Linked DNA regions of Homo sapiens: region 1 is linked to region 2. Evidence: chromatin loops called from intact Hi-C (ENCODE). Cell type or tissue: PC-3. All regions are shown on one strand. Links, peaks and the distances in the headings refer to the core of each region. The heading gives the core; the rest is flanking DNA. Region 1 overlaps NRXN3 (neurexin 3). Region 2 overlaps NRXN3 (neurexin 3).

Region 1 (8,340 bases), core at 258-8,257, 130 kb before region 2:
CCCTTTTATCTTTTTTCTTCTTCTTTTTTTTTTTCCATATATTCTCTACGCTTCTGTTGAGTGCTCCAAACCTACCTTTGTTAATAAAGTCTCCACTCATACAGAAGCTAGAACTAGGCAAAAAAATAAGGCTTCTAATCAAAAGCCCTGTCTGGCATATCATCTCAGAGAGCTGGAAGTATGTGTTTTTGAGCATGGGGATTGAACTTTTTCAATCCCTATTGCATAAACATAGAAATACGCTGATGGTAAAATGAAATACTGTATGTCTCTAAATTTTGAGCTATTTTCATCAGTTTCAATCGATTTATTGTAGTATTTATCAGCAAAAACTAAAATTACATGGGGTGATTAACGAAAGCATCATTATTGTAGTAGTGCCCAGCCCCAGGATATTACTGCTATGAAGGGCTTCTTCACAGATGGGTTCCACTGGAAAATAAATAAATTGTCAAAGAAGCATCTAGAAGCCATGGTAGCAGCAGCAGCAGTTCAGGAGGCAGCTACAGCAGTAAAAGCAGCAATAGGAGAAATATAAGCAATAATTGTGCCAAATTCTCTAGCATTTTGATGGGATTTTTCACCTCTGTAATAACCAGGTTCTTAAAGCAAGAAGTGAGAAAAATGAATAAACATCTTAAGAGTACAATGAAGCAAATGGAAGAAATATGTGGCAGGTTTAATTAATAAAAACTTAATGTTCACATTTATAATAAAGATGCAACAATGATAACATCATTATAATAGTTAAAATAGCTCCTGATAACTTAGTCCTTATGATGTGCTAAGATAGGGCCACAGGTGCTTCTTGCATATCATACCTATTCCTGGCCTATGAAATAGATAATAATCATCTCCATCATACACACGAGGAAACCAAGTTACAGAGAAGCGAAGAATCTTGTTCCAAGAGATGCATCTAGTAAGTAGAACTATCATAAATAGTTTCCAGATCTTTCTCACTCCAAGGCTATGTTTGTAAGTTCTATTCTCTACTGCCTTCCACTACAGACTGAGCAGGAAATATTATAGAAATATTCTTTGGTGTCCAAAGTTGTTATCCATACTTTTTTCTAATTTGTTTTCTTCTAAAAAATGGCTAACCATATTTCTGGTTGATGACCTTTCAACTGAATACTGACCATTCAATTGCCAACCAAGGACTGCCATGTAATGTTATCTTTGAGTTTGTGCTTGCAATCACACTGACAAGAATTACTACTTTCATTAATGAAATCTGCATAGAAGAAAAGTGGGCTGACTATAGACATATATTAGATTTATTTGCAGAAAGAGAGGGCTGAATGACAGTCTAAGCTGTGTGGATGAAGGTTTTGCATGGGTTCAAACAGAGACAAATAATAACAGAACTGAGAAATCACAAGGCATACAGCAGTAAAATGTGCCAAATTCTAAAGAACCTAAAATATAGCAATTGTGTTGTATTTATGTTGCAAGTAGAGCTTTATTCTCAGGAAAATGTCATCTGCCACGTTAATGTTCTTCATTTACATGGTATTGTTTGCATTTGATTTGTAAAATTTCAATAACTTTCTGGTCATACAAGAACTATGAGATAGCTTTCTGTTTGTACATATTTAGAAAATGTTACAATATTTTAAATCAATTGTGAGGATGAATGAGAACATTTATTTACCCTTAAAAAGAGTTCTCAGTTTGTGCATAGTTAGGGCAAATTGTCATAAGAATGAACGGGACAGTGAAAAGCTGATCAACCACATTAGATAATCTTTGTTGACCAGGCAGCAAAAGAGAAGGTTGCCAGGAGGTTTAAAAGAAAAGAATAAAAAGATTCTGTGACTCCTTGCAATATATACCCTTGCCCTGTGTTGGGTACATCAGGATTGCCTTTGGAATCATTAAAAAATACAGACATTTGGTTTCGCTTCAGATTTAATCTTGGGTCTAAAACCCAGGCACACTTTATTTTAAGCTTCATAATGATTCTGATATGCTGCCTCCTCTACCCAATTAATCACTGCAAGCCAAAGGAATAAGAAGTGAAGACATTTCTTAGAACAGTGTTCACAACCTTTAACATGTATATGAGTCACCAAGAAATCTGTTAAATGCAGATTCCAATTCAGTATATCAGGCATGAGTTCTCTGGTTCTGCATTTGTAATAAGTTCCTAGATGGTTCAGGGACCATGCTTTGAGTAGCAGTATCTTTGGGGATAGGGTGATTGGCCACTTCAAGATAGATTGAAACAGGATACATCAGTTAAGACATAGGCTCAATGCTACATTTCTTAAACATGGCGATTGTTACATGAATGTACAGATATGACAACAGGTCATAGAGTGACAGGCATGGGTGTATAGAGGCATACACACACTAGTGCATACATGAATGCATTAAGAAAATAACTTTATATGATCCAGCAATCCCTCTTTTGAGTAACAGTTATCCTTCAGTATCCACAGGGGTTGGTTTCAGGACCTCCCACAGACACAAAAATCTTCAGATGTTCAAGACCCTCCCATGAAATGACATCAGATTTGCATAAAACCTAAGCATATCTTTCCATATACTTTAAATCATCTTTAAGATACTTAAGTTCCTAATACAATGTAAATGCTAAGTAAATAGTTGTTACACTGTATCGTTTAGGGAATAATGACAAGAAAAAAACTGTACATGTTTAGTACAGACACATTTTTTTCAAATATTTTTGATCCACAGTTGGTTGAATTCATAAATGTAAAATCCATGGATATGGAGGACCAATTATGTATCCAAAAAATGTGAAATCAGTACCTTGAATAGATATCTGCACTCTTACATTCATTGCAGCATTATTCACAAAAGCCAAGACATTATATCAACCTGAGTGTCCGTGCAGATGAATGGACAAAGAAAATGTGTGAGAGAGATATGTATGCATGTATAAACACACATATATATAGAAATATTATTCATCCTGTGACAAAGAAGGGTATTCTGATATTTGCAAAAACATGGATAAACCTAGAGGACATTATGCAGAGTAAAATAATCTAGAAACAGAAATACAAATACTGCATGATCTCACTTATATATTGAATCTAAAAAAGTTGAATGTATAGAAACAGAGAGTAGAAGTGTGGTTACCAGGGGTCAGGAAATAGGGGAAATGGGGAGGTGTGGGTCAAATAGTACAAACTTAGGTTATAAGATGAATACATTCTGGAGACCTAATATAGAGTATGGAGACTACAGTTAATGATAATGTATTGTATACTTAAAATGTGCTAAGAGTGAACCTGAAATATTCTTAACACACACAAACACACACACACGGTAGCTATGTGAGGTGATGGATATGTTAATTAGCTTGATTGTGGTAATCATTTTACAATGTATATATACATCAAACATTATGTTGTACTCCCTGAATACATATGATATTATTCGTCAATTATATCTCAGTAAAGTTGGGGATGGGGAAAGAAATACTCTCTACATTTTTTGCTACGATTGCTTTAACTTCTTTACTGTGGGAGAAAGAACAGTTGAGGGTTTAGATCAGAATTCAAAATTTGAAATTATAAAATTTATCTCAAAGGTGGGACTAAAAGAACTAATCCCTAAAAGGAAGAGAAAACAAAATTCTAAGGAAACAAAAAAAGACACCCTATTTGACCTGAGTCAAACTTTTCATAAGAAAAGGGAGAGCTGAACAGTATCAGCGCCCAGATGGCATAATGTTAGGATGATTGAGTCATCAAGTTATAGGATGCTGACCTGCTTTACTGTCTATAACCCTGCCTAACATATGGTCCTATTCTGCATTTCTTACTCAAACATCAATCCTCTGATCTCCAAGGACAGCATGCAAGAGAGAAAACAAACAGGATCAATGACCCCCTGCCGCCCCCACTCCCCCGCAGAATGGTGAGTCTAAAATCTGGATTTTCTTATCCAGGTTATTTCAAAAAATACATGAAAGCTCTTGATTGAAATACATTTGGGGCACATTCCAGCTATGTTAATATCAGAGCAGAGAATAATATCACAGGTTTTGCAGGCCATGCACTGCCTGTAGCAATGACTCAATTCTGCCATTGTGGCACAAAAAGAGCCATAAGCTTTTTTTTTTTTTTTTTTTTTTGAGAACCACATGGTTCCTGGGTCAGCTTGCACTCACAGTTCATGACAGGCTTAACTCTCATGATTTGAATTCAAGATTAGAAAGTCCCAGTTCTGGCATGATCACTCCAACAAAACCAAAAAGAGTCGCATGTTTCATTCCTATGACTTATTAATATTTGTTTACTGATAAGATAGATATAAGAGGAGGGAAGTTATGAGTCGATTTTTGAACACCTGCAGGTCAAGATCTGTTGTACCCTCTATGTAAAAGTGCCTGTATCCTTGGGGAAGGAGGAGCAGTCTGTACCATAGCAGGCCAACCTCAGTAGCAGTGCATAATCTGGTCTTGGATCTAGTTTTAGGGGGCTCTGGGTCCAGAAGTCTTGTAGTCCATCTCACTGTGGAACTCTTATCATGTACATTTACAGCACCAACATTGGTATGAAGCAACAGTGAATCCAAAACTGCGTAATGGCAGCAACAGCCCCAGGCAAAGAAGTCATATCATCCCAGATCCAATAAAGAATACAACCAAACAGCACAGATGGAAGGAGGAGGTGCTTCTAAAACCATGTAATTTACTTGTGCAGCCTCCAACACTGGCTTAAGCATTATCATCCAACAACAATGAAAATAACTTCTCAGATTTACAGAGAGGTGACTTCCAGATCTTCCTAAGGAGGTGCAAAGATTTGATAGAGAGAAGCACAGTAGAAAGTAAGCCAAACAAAGACGAGTGGGAAGTAATGATGGCAGAGGTGATGTGATAAATAAATAATCCCAAAAGCAGTAACTCCAATGATCGTGCTTACTTTGCCAAATTCAAGGAAGTAGAGTCAGGTTAAGTGTCTATTGGGACATTATATGAAGGGCAAGGACAGTCAAATCAATTTGATGACTCACAAAGTAATCAGACTAATTTTAGCATCTTTCAATATTTGATTTGCTGGGCCCTACTAGTGCTTAAATTAAAACACAACTTCAACTGGAGGCCTTTTGGTTTGAATAGTCAACTTGCTATGCATTTTATTGGTATTAGCCCCTTCTTATTTTAACTAATGAAAATGTCCTTGCAGCAGAAACTTGATCTCAGCCTTTTTTTTTTTTTTTTTTTTTTTTTGAGACAGAGTCTTGCTCTGTCACCCAGGCTGGAGTGCAGTGGTGTGATCTCGGCTCATTACAACCTCCGCCACCTGGGTTCAAGCGATTCTATTGCCTTAGCCTCCCTAGTAGCTGGGATTGGGATTACAGGTCACCACCCCTGGCTACTTTTTTGTATTTTTTTTTTAGTAGATGGGGTTTCATCATGTTGGCCAGGCTGGTCTCAAACTCCTGAACTCAAATGATCCACCCACCTCAGCCTCCCAAAGTGCTGGGATTACAGGCGTGAGCCACTGAGCCAGCTGATCCTAGCTTTTTAATTCACTTGCACTCTCAAAATCCCTTTTGCCCCTAGATCTCAGAATCTTTCTATCCCTTCCTCTAGTGCCTATGACAAACATAGCTTCTTTGACCATAGCATTCTTTAAAACTAAGCATAGATAGAGCCTCAAATTCTTTGTAGCCTAGTGAAAGGGCCCCCACTAATCCATAAGTATTTGTAAATAAAACCTACTTATTTTGTAAGATCTGGTATCTCCCCTCTTATGCCTCCTTATTTTTTGGTGAAGATATTTAGGCACACATAAATTCAACGATTTTTCTAACGTCAAGGAGCAAGCAAATGTCAGAGCCAGGACCATATATACTTGGTGCCCTGATTTCCATTCCAGCACTTTTTACATTTCACTCTCCTGCTTCTGTAAAGACCATGATACTCAGGGACATGTAGATTAACCACCATCACCATAAGGAGACTGGCCAGGATCCCATGTCAATTATACTACTCCCTACAGTGGCAGAGGTATGTCTGAGTCACAGATAAAATCAATCACATGCCATTTGATGTTAACATGGCACCTTGTACATACCCTGTGTATTTCTCAGTTCACATCACAATGCACTCAGAAAAATCCGTTTATCTGTCATTCCTAAATAGACTATGAGCTTCTTAAAGCCTGGGACTGTATCTTAGTCACATCTATATCTCTAGCATCCACTATACGGTCTAGAATATATTTGACATTTACTTATAATTGTTTACTTGTTGAATAAATATGTCAATAAATGAATGAATGACAGATAAATGAGAAAAGCACTAGACTTACACCAATTGTTCTGGATTCTAATTATGACTCTACTACATACCATTTGACTCATTTGGAGCAAACTACTGTAAAATCAAAGTAGCAGTATAACATGGTTGTTTAAAAAGTTCTTTGTGTACTATAAAGGGCATGTAGAGTCATAATTATTACTCATTTCCTTATTCAAGTCGTGTTCAGTGACAAGCATATCTCTAGCTTAAAACAGGAGTCAAAAATTCAAATGCTAGACAGGCTATACAATGTGACAAGATGTAAGAGATATAAAAGCAAAAATACAATGATAAATAGAAACACTACATGTAGGATGATTGCAGGGTTGGGGGTGGCAAGGACTGTGAGGACTTAGACAGCACATGATTCAACAAAATAGGGCAGTTTGGCTAGTTGTCCCTGGTATTATTACAAACTTAGTGTTGCCAGATTTTCTAATTTCTCAAGAAAACCTAGAAAACTAGATCTTGGTAATACCCCTCCATTAAATATTGAACAACATTGTACCAGCCATCTTGAGTTTATAAGCCACATGCTTGCAAACTCTGACATAGAAGTTGGAATACAATCATGATCAAGATTGTGAACAGGACCCACACAGTAACCACTTGGACAAAATTACCTTATGCAAAACCTACTAGTGGTGCACAGAAAAAGAGAATGAACTATGGGGTTAGAGAACCATGCCACTTAATAGATGGGTAGCCCTGAGTAAATGCACTTAATTGAGTCTGACGAGTCATATTTCCCTACATCTTCCCCCCCAAAACTGTAAATTGTACCCTGAAGACTCAAAATAGCTATTAAATGAAATAATGTGTTAAATCTTGGCTCTAGTGGTGATCAAATTTTGTGGCGAGCTTCAAAACATAAGATTGTATCAGCATTACCTAGGACAGTGGTTGAGACTCAACAAAGGATTGATAAATGAGTCATTACATAAAATGAGTGAATGAATTAATGAGCATCTTGAACAGTGTGCCCCTTCTAATCGGCAATGAATAAACTTTGCATTGTTACTGGGACATAAAGGCTATTTAGTTTCCACTTCACAAATGGCAAAAGTAAGGCACAGAGAAGTTAAGTAATTTGCTCAAGGTCACATAACTAGTGGAGCAAGAATTCAAACCAAGAGCTTATAACTTTAATTATTACTTGATATTGTCCTTCTGGATATTTTGGCCATTCCTGGAAAAGAAAAAGCTTTAAGTTCTCTAGTAGATCTGAAAAAAAAAAAACCTTCTGGGAATAGTTATTGACAATATAAATTAATAAATTAATTAGATAACTACATTTTAAACGAACACACGAAAGAAGCCCCTATAAATAATACATTGATGATTCAGTTCTTCATGGAGTTTGGGGTAGTTTGGTGCCAGAAAGAACTCAACAAATTAGTGTTAAAACAACATTAAGAGGCTTGAGGGTCTAATTAATGAGAAGGTAAAATAAATGAATCTGTGTGGTTGATCTAGGCCAAGAGTATGCACGTGTGTGTGTGCGTGTGTGTGTGTCTCAAATAAGCATTATATTTTACGGTAATGAGGAAGACATGAAAATTACAGACAGATTATATTGAATGTATTTTTTCTTCAGCCACTTGGAGTATAATAATCAAATAAGGGGCAAATGGAAGCCAAAAAAAAACCTTAACTAGAACTGAGAGAAATCTGAAGAAAGTATAAATATGGCCATTTTGTAGAGTTAAAATTTATGATAAATATATAATTTATTCCTTTTACCCAAAGACAAAACAAGAAGGAGTGGGACGAGAGAAGTTCTGTGGTTGTAATTAATAAAAAAGTAAAGAAAATGTCCATGCTTAATATGAGAACCTTGTGATTTCAAAATGTCAAAAACTAAGGATGCAGTAAGTGGGCCATTGTAGTAAGAAAGCAGAGTTAGGACCAGTGAACAACAAAGGGCTGGAGAATGGGCAATGGGGGAGAAGGTATGGAGAATTGGCATGAATATGTCTCAGCTCACAGAATTAATATTGTCATATGGGTCTTTATGTAATGTAGGCATTTCATTTTTTTACTCTAGG
Region 2 (8,340 bases), core at 253-8,252:
GATAATGTAAACCTTCATTTTATAAAGGATATTTTGATTTTGTATTAATTTCGCTTGGTATTTGGATCTCCACCCACTCCTTGCACTTTTTAAAATATGGAAGCATATATATATATACTTTTGCAATTATTCCTAGCTGAACACCACAATGTCTTATTCGGTTCTGTATCTTCAGCAGTAGCCCACAGCCTGGCACAGAGTATGTGCTCAAAGAGTATTGACTGACTGGTGAACAGAAGAGAGCATGAAAGTGGGGTGAGGACTCTAACAGAATGGGGAAGAGCCTACTAGATTCCCATTAAGAAGAAGGTTAATCCTATCCTGAAACACAATCCTAATGTGAGATTTTTTGGGGGCACCCCAGGTAAGTGTGGCCTTAGTCTCCCTAATTTACAAAGAATCCCAGCATCCTCTAGGCTGTCCTGGGATAAAGGCTTTAAGCAAATCTATAATATAACCAATTTTCTAAAGCTTGGAACCAAGCACAGGCAAAAGTGTAGGTAAAATATCAGCTATTTGGAGGATTTCTGTTTCTTCCATCTGTCTTAGCATGAATCTCTCTATAGGTCTGGATAGTAGAGAAAGGGGGTGGGAGCACCAACTGATGAACAGCAGCTTTGAGGACTTTGGCTTCTCAGGAAATGGGCAAGGGAAGAGCAAGTGTAGTTAAAAAAACAACAATCTCTTAAGTCCAAAGAAGATTCTTGGACTCAAGGCTCTAGTTTTCTTTCATACCAAAATCAAGGGCATTTACTTTTTCACAGACAACAGAGAGTGCTGCCTTTAACTCTGGAATAAGATTGGCAGTAAATCATCAATAACAACCATCAGTCTCTTGGTGCCATGCCTCCTACCACCTCCATCCAAAAATATTTTTTAAAACAATTGCTGTTAGCTAGGTCTTTGTCTTGGACTAGGAAAAAGCAAGTGTACACCAAGTAAGAATGAGAAGTGCATTAGCAAAGCTCTGTGGGGTCTTCTGGTCCTTTTAGTTAGAGACGCAAAGGGTCACAGCTTGGGTGCAGGATGGAAGCCAGAGGTAGGGATATTTTGTTGATTGCTGCTTCTCTTGATTTTATGCTCAAAAACACCAATTAAATATGCAAGGAGTCTACTTAATACAGATGCATTCACTCTCCAAGCCCCAAATCAATGAGTTGGGACTTCAGGATTGAAAGAGGATTCTGAAGAGCTGAATTCATGAGTTTTCTTATCTCAGCCATGCCAGACCCTGGATGGAGTTCACTGTACTCTACAGCTCTGGTGAGTCTGAGGGCCTTTTCTGGGGTCTCTAGCCATTTACTTACTTTCTTCTTATTTTCCATCACACTGAACCTTATCAGATGTAGGTTAATGAGAAACTAGACTGGGGACCAGTCAAAAAGATTTAAAGGAGACTGAGCAACCAATCGTTGAAGAAATAAACTAAATAAAGGGTCATGTTTAACCTGTGCAAGGCTCAACCCCTTTATGAGAGAGAGAGAGAGAGAGAGACTGACTCTGACTTAGGGACCCTAGGGAAGTACTGCTCTGCAAATTCCATCACTTACTAGTATCTGCTGTAACTGTTTACAACCCGAACAAAAGATATCAAGACCCTGCCACCCATAACCTGTAATGCATAATCTTCCTCTCCCTGCTGATCATTTACAGTAATTAGCAAAATTTAGCTAATCTCTGAGCATTTCCGTGTTTAATTATGGCTATTAGTAACAGTCTCTCTGGCTTCCCCTATCTCCCACTCCCTCTTTTTTTCCTGTCTTACCCGCTCCCCCCAGTCCCTCTCCCCCTTAGGAGCTAAGTTTCCATGTCAATGAAATTGCTTTTTTGGTGGTTGTGGCTCTTTTTTCTCCTAGGTTTGTTTGCTTCTTTCTTTTTTAAGGGAGCCAACACCAGACCCAGCAGGAGTCACAGAGAAAAGAGCCACCAGATCAAGATCAAGCAATCCCTTCTTTTCACCATCCCCCTCCACCAACCTTACAAGCTGTGAGCTGCTTGACAACTCCATCAAATAAAATTTAAAGACAGAGTCAAAAAGAGCCAGAGTATGTGCTGGCATTTTCTCAATGTGCTTCCACTTACACTACAGACAGCATAAAGCCAAAGCTCAGGGCTAGGAGGCAGCAGGAAGAATCAACTTTCCAAATAGGGTCTGGATGTTATCAGTCTTCAAAATACAAGGGCAGGAACCCCCTAGTATGGTTCACGCTCATGTTCCCTGGAGGGCTGTTCCTGCAAACATAAAGCTGCCAAAACCAACACAAATGGCCACGGGTTGTTAATTATATTTTCTGCCTTCTTATATTTGGCTACTTTTCCCTGACCATTACCACACAGGCTACTTTATAACAGTTCAATCAACTTCAGGCTGAAAACCTGATTCCTGTTGTCAGCTATTCCCACCCCACCCCCACTAGCTCCCAAGCAAGACCAGTCTCCATTTCTGTGTGTCCTACTCTCCTTACCATCAGAGTGGAGTGCATAGTAAACAAATTAAGAAGCTCCTTTCTTTAGAACAGTTTACCACAGCAAGCTCCTACCTTAGCTGCAGACATCGCCCTTTTAGAGGCAGCCGGCTAACAGCTGAGTATCATTTTCAGAGCCATAGATCTCTTCCCTCAATAGCCATGTAAGGAGGGTTGTTTGGAGTAAAACCCATCGTACCTGTATTGTGTGAACAAGCCCATCTCTGCTACCTAAAGATGAAATAACATTTGCATACACGGGGAATCCAAGTTACTGTCATTTACACTTGGGTAAATTATAAATGAACTTAGCCTTATCTTACATATTGCTTCCTTTCTGATAGCAATAGTAGATGTGTAGTTTTAGAGATAGCTGCTTTTTCCACTAGATATGTGGACAAACATAAAGCTGCCAAATTCAACACAAATGGCCACAGGTTGTTAATTATATTTTCTGCCTTCTTATGTTCGGCTACTTTTCCCTGACCATTACCACACAGGCTACTTTATAACAGTTCAATCAACTTCAGGCTGAAAACCTGATTCCTGTTGTCAGCTATTCCCACCCCACCCCCACTAGCTCCCAAGCAAGACCACAGCAAAGAAGGGTGAAAGCAAGGTGAATGAATATTTCTCCAAGTACAGCACTGGGACTCACCTGATAAGTTGCCTGTCTCCGTGGGGGTGGAGAGAGTAGAAGGTTGCAAAAGAGAGAGTGTGGTGTCTGTGCAGCTATGAATGAGGGAGCTAAGGGGAAAAGAACCCTTTAGAGAAAAGTGGAGATGGTTGTCGGAGGCTAGGGGCAGAAAACACTAACCTTTATGAGAAAGTAGAAATTTGCTTCCCTCATGGACATACGATGCTTTTCATCATTTTAAATTCATTTTTTTTAAATTCCCTTCCCACCTTTGACACTACCTGCAAGGCTAGTGGGTTAGCGAATTGCTATGCCCCATTAAAAGGATAAAGAGCAGAGAGACCTACCGTGTCCTCCTCGAAGGGAAACAGGGGAACGATAGATAGAAATAGGCACTGAGTGATGCTTGCTGCCATGGAAATGGTGCTCGTGCTGAGAGTGAGACCCCGGCGAGGAAGAGGTGGAGGAGGAGGAAGCTACATTAGAAGAACTCCATACAGAGCTGACGATACATCCCCAGAACAGGAACCAGATCCCAAGCGTCCAGGCCGGCCGGCGAGGAGGGCTCCGTCTCGCGTGGATTCTCAGGTGCATGGTCAACGCACGGGACCACTACAGATGGGCAGTTTGAATTCCAGCCAGTGAGGAGTAATGAAGTTCATGATGCCCAAGGGCCCATCATAGCAGGAGGAAGAGTTGCCAGAATTCGGGGAAGAGGGAAGCAATATGCGCTTTCCAAACAATGAATCAGTTAAAAAATTACTACTTAAAGAAAGAAAAAAAAAAGATAAAAGGCAAAAAGCCCCTTCTCTTTCCCGGAGCTGAAATTTAGAATGCCAGGGTCCTCCCAGGTATAGCAAACCTCCTACGGAGCCCCGGCATGCCACGCATGTCAGGGGAAGACCGGCGCGGCTTCCTCCGGATCTCTAGGCACTTCGAGTCTGATGACTTAACCGCACACTCCCGGGAGCCACACAGAGGAAAGGTGGCAATGAAGGAAGAGAAGGAGGCAGCCCGAACCCAAGTGGGTTCAGGTGAGTTTATCCCAACATCCAAGGAGTTTGAACATTTTTATTTTCCTGTTTCCACTTCCATGAGATGCAATGCAGAACTGCCAGGCAAAAGGGGGCTGCAGGTGGAAGAGTTCTTCGGGTGTTCCTGGGAGTCTCCGCGGAAGGGCGCGAGGCTTTTAACCCTGGGCGTGCTGGACTAGCGCCACGGAGCAGCCGCCGGCTTCCTGGGTTTCCCAACTGGATGAAAACCAGCAGCAGCAGCAGCCACCGCAGCCAGAGGAAGAGAATAAGAAGGACTGGAGGGAAAGAGGAGAGGAGGAGGAACCCGGTGCGGAGCAGCCACCCAAACCAACGTGGCACGGGGTGGAGGGAGGTGGGTGGGCGAAATCAGCGAGAGCGCAAGAGGAGGTGCCTGGCAGGCTGCAGAGGTGGCCGAGAGGCGGGCGGGCGCCTGCGAAGTGCGCGGACCAGGGAGGCACAGGTGAAGTGAAGCGAGGAGTTGGGGAGCCAAATTCACAAATGGGCAAGTCATATGCAAATAGCGCACTCCCGAGAGCAAATCAGTGCAGCCCCAGCGCTCTGCCGAGGGACTGGCTGGCTCCGGAGGAAGGAGGGGCCAGAGCGACCCGGAATCCCGGCCCTTCCCATTCAAGCACAGGCTCGTATACACCCGCGCGAGCCTCCAGCACACGCCGCCCGCCCTCCTCTCGCTCGCGCGGCTCCCGCCCCGCCGTGTGTGCGCGCGTGTGTGACACCGACAGACCGACACTGCGCCTTCTTTATCACCCGTGCCCTGCTCTTCTCCCAGGCGCGTGAAACCAAACTCCAGCCATGAAGGCACCTTCTCACAATTTCGGAGGAAAAGTAAGGGCGGCGGCTAAGGCCGAAGTAGCTCCAAATAGAAATAAAAATAAACCCCTTGAGGCAGCGCGAGCGCTGGAGCTGCTGCACGCGGTGGTGCCGCACGCGCGCTCCTCCCTGCCTGGCGGTGGCTTGGGCGACCACTCTCCAGGCGCGTGTGTCTCCCGGGGTTAAAATGCCCAGGGCCCCTCCCGCAGGGCGAATGATGGGAATCTGAGTCCGGACTCCCAAAAGTGAAGGTGGAGCGGTGGCCTGGGGACTCCAAAGGGTGAAGGGCTCCGTGATTGGCAGTCCTTCCAGAAGGTGGCTGCCACCCCCGGTGGTGGATAGGACACTGTTGGGATTCAAAATCCAGAGGTTATCGTCCGCGCCTGTAGTCCTGATCAAAAAACTTCAGAAGGGGAGAGGGCCAAGTCGGCTGGCTCAAAGAGAAGTGACTGGCGCCTGTCCGGAACTGGCTGCAGAAGGGCTGCCCCAGGTGGGTGAAGTCCCCTGGGCGCTGGGCATCAAAGACAGCACGGTGTTTACCTCACGACTGAACACGCAGGGGAGAGCCAGAATGGCAGCACCTGTCCTCTGTCGTGGCCATCTGTGACTCCAGGAGGGGACTGACCCAAGGCTCTGCCAGGACACGGTAACACTGTGGACTAGGCGGCATCCACCCCTCCAGTATGTCTCATGCGCAGGAAGGACAAACCCAACAGGCTGCCCTCTCAGGCCAGGTTGTTGTCCACACAGGTCTTGCTAGCTTTGACTCCCTCCTACCATTCACCTTGGGTAAAAAGCCCATTACATTTGCAGGGAGGAAGGGGAGGTGAGTGAACAATACTTGCTGGTTAAAACATATATATGTTGTATTTAGGAGGCTTTTTTAAAAGGAGCTTATAGCACCTATTATATACTCCACTCTCATTTCAAACCCCCTGAGGATAAAGAACAGGGATTAAGACAGCCCTATTCATCCTTGAGACACCCCAAGGAGGTGTTGAGGAAACAGCATTATGTCTCTCTAACAAAAAGACCAAACCTACAGGTGATTTGCCTTCAAGGTCATACATCAAGTCCATTTCAGAATTTATGGCAGTGAACTGGTATTCTGGTTCTGAAATTGGTGTCCTCCAAAAGCTTCAAGCTGCCCGTAGTAAATGATGCACACAGTCACCCTAACTGCCCTGGCTCTCATTTGTAAGGGTGGTCCAGGATCCACAGCCCCCCAGGAAATGGCCCTCTGACAAGGTCTTGCATACTTTTGGGTGTGCCCCCACGCAGTGTCTTAAACCAGCAGCATGCTCTCAGGGACACCACAGCAAGGGGAAGGGGTGGTTTATGGACATTCCATTGAAACCTCAGTTTCCTCCTCTGTAAAATGAGGAATATGCCTCCCTCTCGAGGTTGTTGGGGGTTTAAAATGAGAAAATATACAGTATCTGGTAGAGCACCTGACAAACAGTGGCAATATTCTTTGTCCACTAGAAAAATAAGCTGAAGCTCTAAAAAGGTGAAGAACAGGTTAAGTACATGGTTAGGGTCTTATGCTATTATTGCTAGAAAAGCCAGAAAAAATTCTTAATATCCTAAATATCCATGATAATTTCCACTCAATTCAACCACTCCTTGATTTAGTCCCCAGGTGGATTTCCACTGCACTTTTGGCCTTAAGGCGGCCTAGATGACTCTGCTTAACTCTAATGCTTCAGCTCCATCTCCTGCCAGATGCCCCATTCCTCCCTACTCTCTAGTTCCCCAGGTCTTTCTGCTTTGATCGTGGGAAGTTTTTTCTCATCCCAAGGCCTTTATAGCATTGTTGGCCCCTTCTGTCTGGAAGGCTTTTCCCCAAGATTTTCATGTGATGGGTGCATTTCAAATGTCACCTCCTCAGAGACCCTCTCTGGTCCTCATTTAAAGTTGACCACCACCCCTGGAAGGCATCCCCTCCCATTACCTTGTTTTATTTCCTTGACAGCACTCTCCAGTGTCTGAAATTATTTTATCTGTATACTTGTTCATAGTTTATCTCCTTAAAATGGTTATAAGCTCTCTGAGGGCTGAGTCTTCATTTTCTCCTGTTTTCTGTGTGTGTGAAAAAATAGGTAGCACATCATACGGGCTCAGTAAATACTGGCTGAATGAACGAACTCAGTGAATCAATTGCCAATCTCATACTCACATTTTCCTTATGCCATTAATTTTGCTGATGCGTTTGTCTGGCTTTAGCAGTGTGAATCCTCAAAGACAAGCTTTTCCAGAGTTGATAAACTGACCACCTACCCACTTACTGTTTTTCTTTTTTTTTTTTTTTTTTAATTGGCATTGAGCATTGGAGACTGCTTTGACTTCATTCTGAGGATGTGTGGGAAGCTTAGATGGACCTTCCAATTAATTCTCTGCTAGGCAATAAAGAGAAAATAAATCCTTAATGCAGTACAAAATCTGGAAATGCTGCTGGTGCATCACAGCTGGAACTATTCATTTCACTTGTCATACTTATAATTTATTTATTTACTTTTTGCAAAATGTCAAAAGAAGTCACCGTGAATTTTGGTAAGGCTGATTCCATTTGGGAACACAGTTAAATACTGAGAAGACTCTTCAGAGGACAAATGTAAGACAGGTCTATTTTACTTCTTCCACTACAAAGAGACAACCCCCAATTATCCTAATAAAATGAATGTCCCTCTCCAATTTACCCCACTGTTAATTTTTTCATGTGTTTCTTATCCCTCCTGCCCCTCCCTCTAGTTAACACATTCCTATTTCGACTTCTTTTCTGGATCCTGTTCTTTTTAGGTCTTTTAGAGCCTATATTAGTCTAACACATTAAATACATTTTTAAAGATTTTTAGCTCCAGTGATACTTTCTAAATACTGCCTGTAGCTAGAGTTCCAGCTGAAGGATTTGTCATCCCTTGTCCTACCATCAAAAGCTCTCCTCTTCCTCTTGAGTTGGCTTTTCTAGTGGGTCCCTTGAGTGATAACACTTGGGAATCAAGTGTATAGCTACAGGATGAAAATGAGAGTCCACTTTTAAGATAGAAAAGAAGAGAAATAGATTTAGAAACACTATGCTCACCCAGATTTCAAGTTGAAAAATATAAATAATTTCACAGGAACAACCACGCTTAGCTCCACTTGAATAAACCCCCCACGGAATCCTAACCATACTCTTTGGATCCTGAAATTTCTAAATGGAATACAATTTTAAAAAACCCCTATATTACTTCAGGCTTTAGAACTGGTATTATAAACCTTCTCCTCTTGCTTTTTAAATGTCCCCCCCCCCATCCTCACCCTGCAAGAGAATGTCCCAGGGTAAGGTGTGAGCATCTTTACCCATCAGACCCTTTATCTTGTTTTGGTCTGTGCC

The links. A loop is a pair of places that touch in the nucleus more often than their neighbours do. Peaks named below come from ENCODE experiments on the same cell type or tissue, not always from the same donor. Only the 100,000 strongest peaks of a DNase experiment are listed, where the experiment ranks them.
Region 1: it touches region 2 in a loop (6-fold over the local background); 3 of 110 quality-filtered maps call a loop at or near these places.

Annotation. Positions count from the first base shown.
Region 1 is chr14:79,409,658-79,417,997 of GRCh38, reverse strand. The region is part of intron 15 of NRXN3 (neurexin 3); the gene reads right to left. Among named protein-coding and RNA genes, the nearest start is that of NRXN3-AS3, 220 kb to the left of the region's middle. In PC-3, for the core only: no CTCF peak of the experiment used is centred there; no DNase peak of the experiment used is centred there; H3K27ac peaks cover 2,801 bases.
Region 2 is chr14:79,275,648-79,283,987 of GRCh38, reverse strand. All of the region lies in intron 15 of NRXN3 (neurexin 3), which reads right to left. Among named protein-coding and RNA genes, the nearest start is that of NRXN3-AS1, 200 kb to the right of the region's middle. In PC-3, for the core only: no CTCF peak of the experiment used is centred there; a DNase peak (open chromatin) is centred at 4,667; H3K4me3 peaks cover 4,138 bases; H3K27ac peaks cover 502 bases.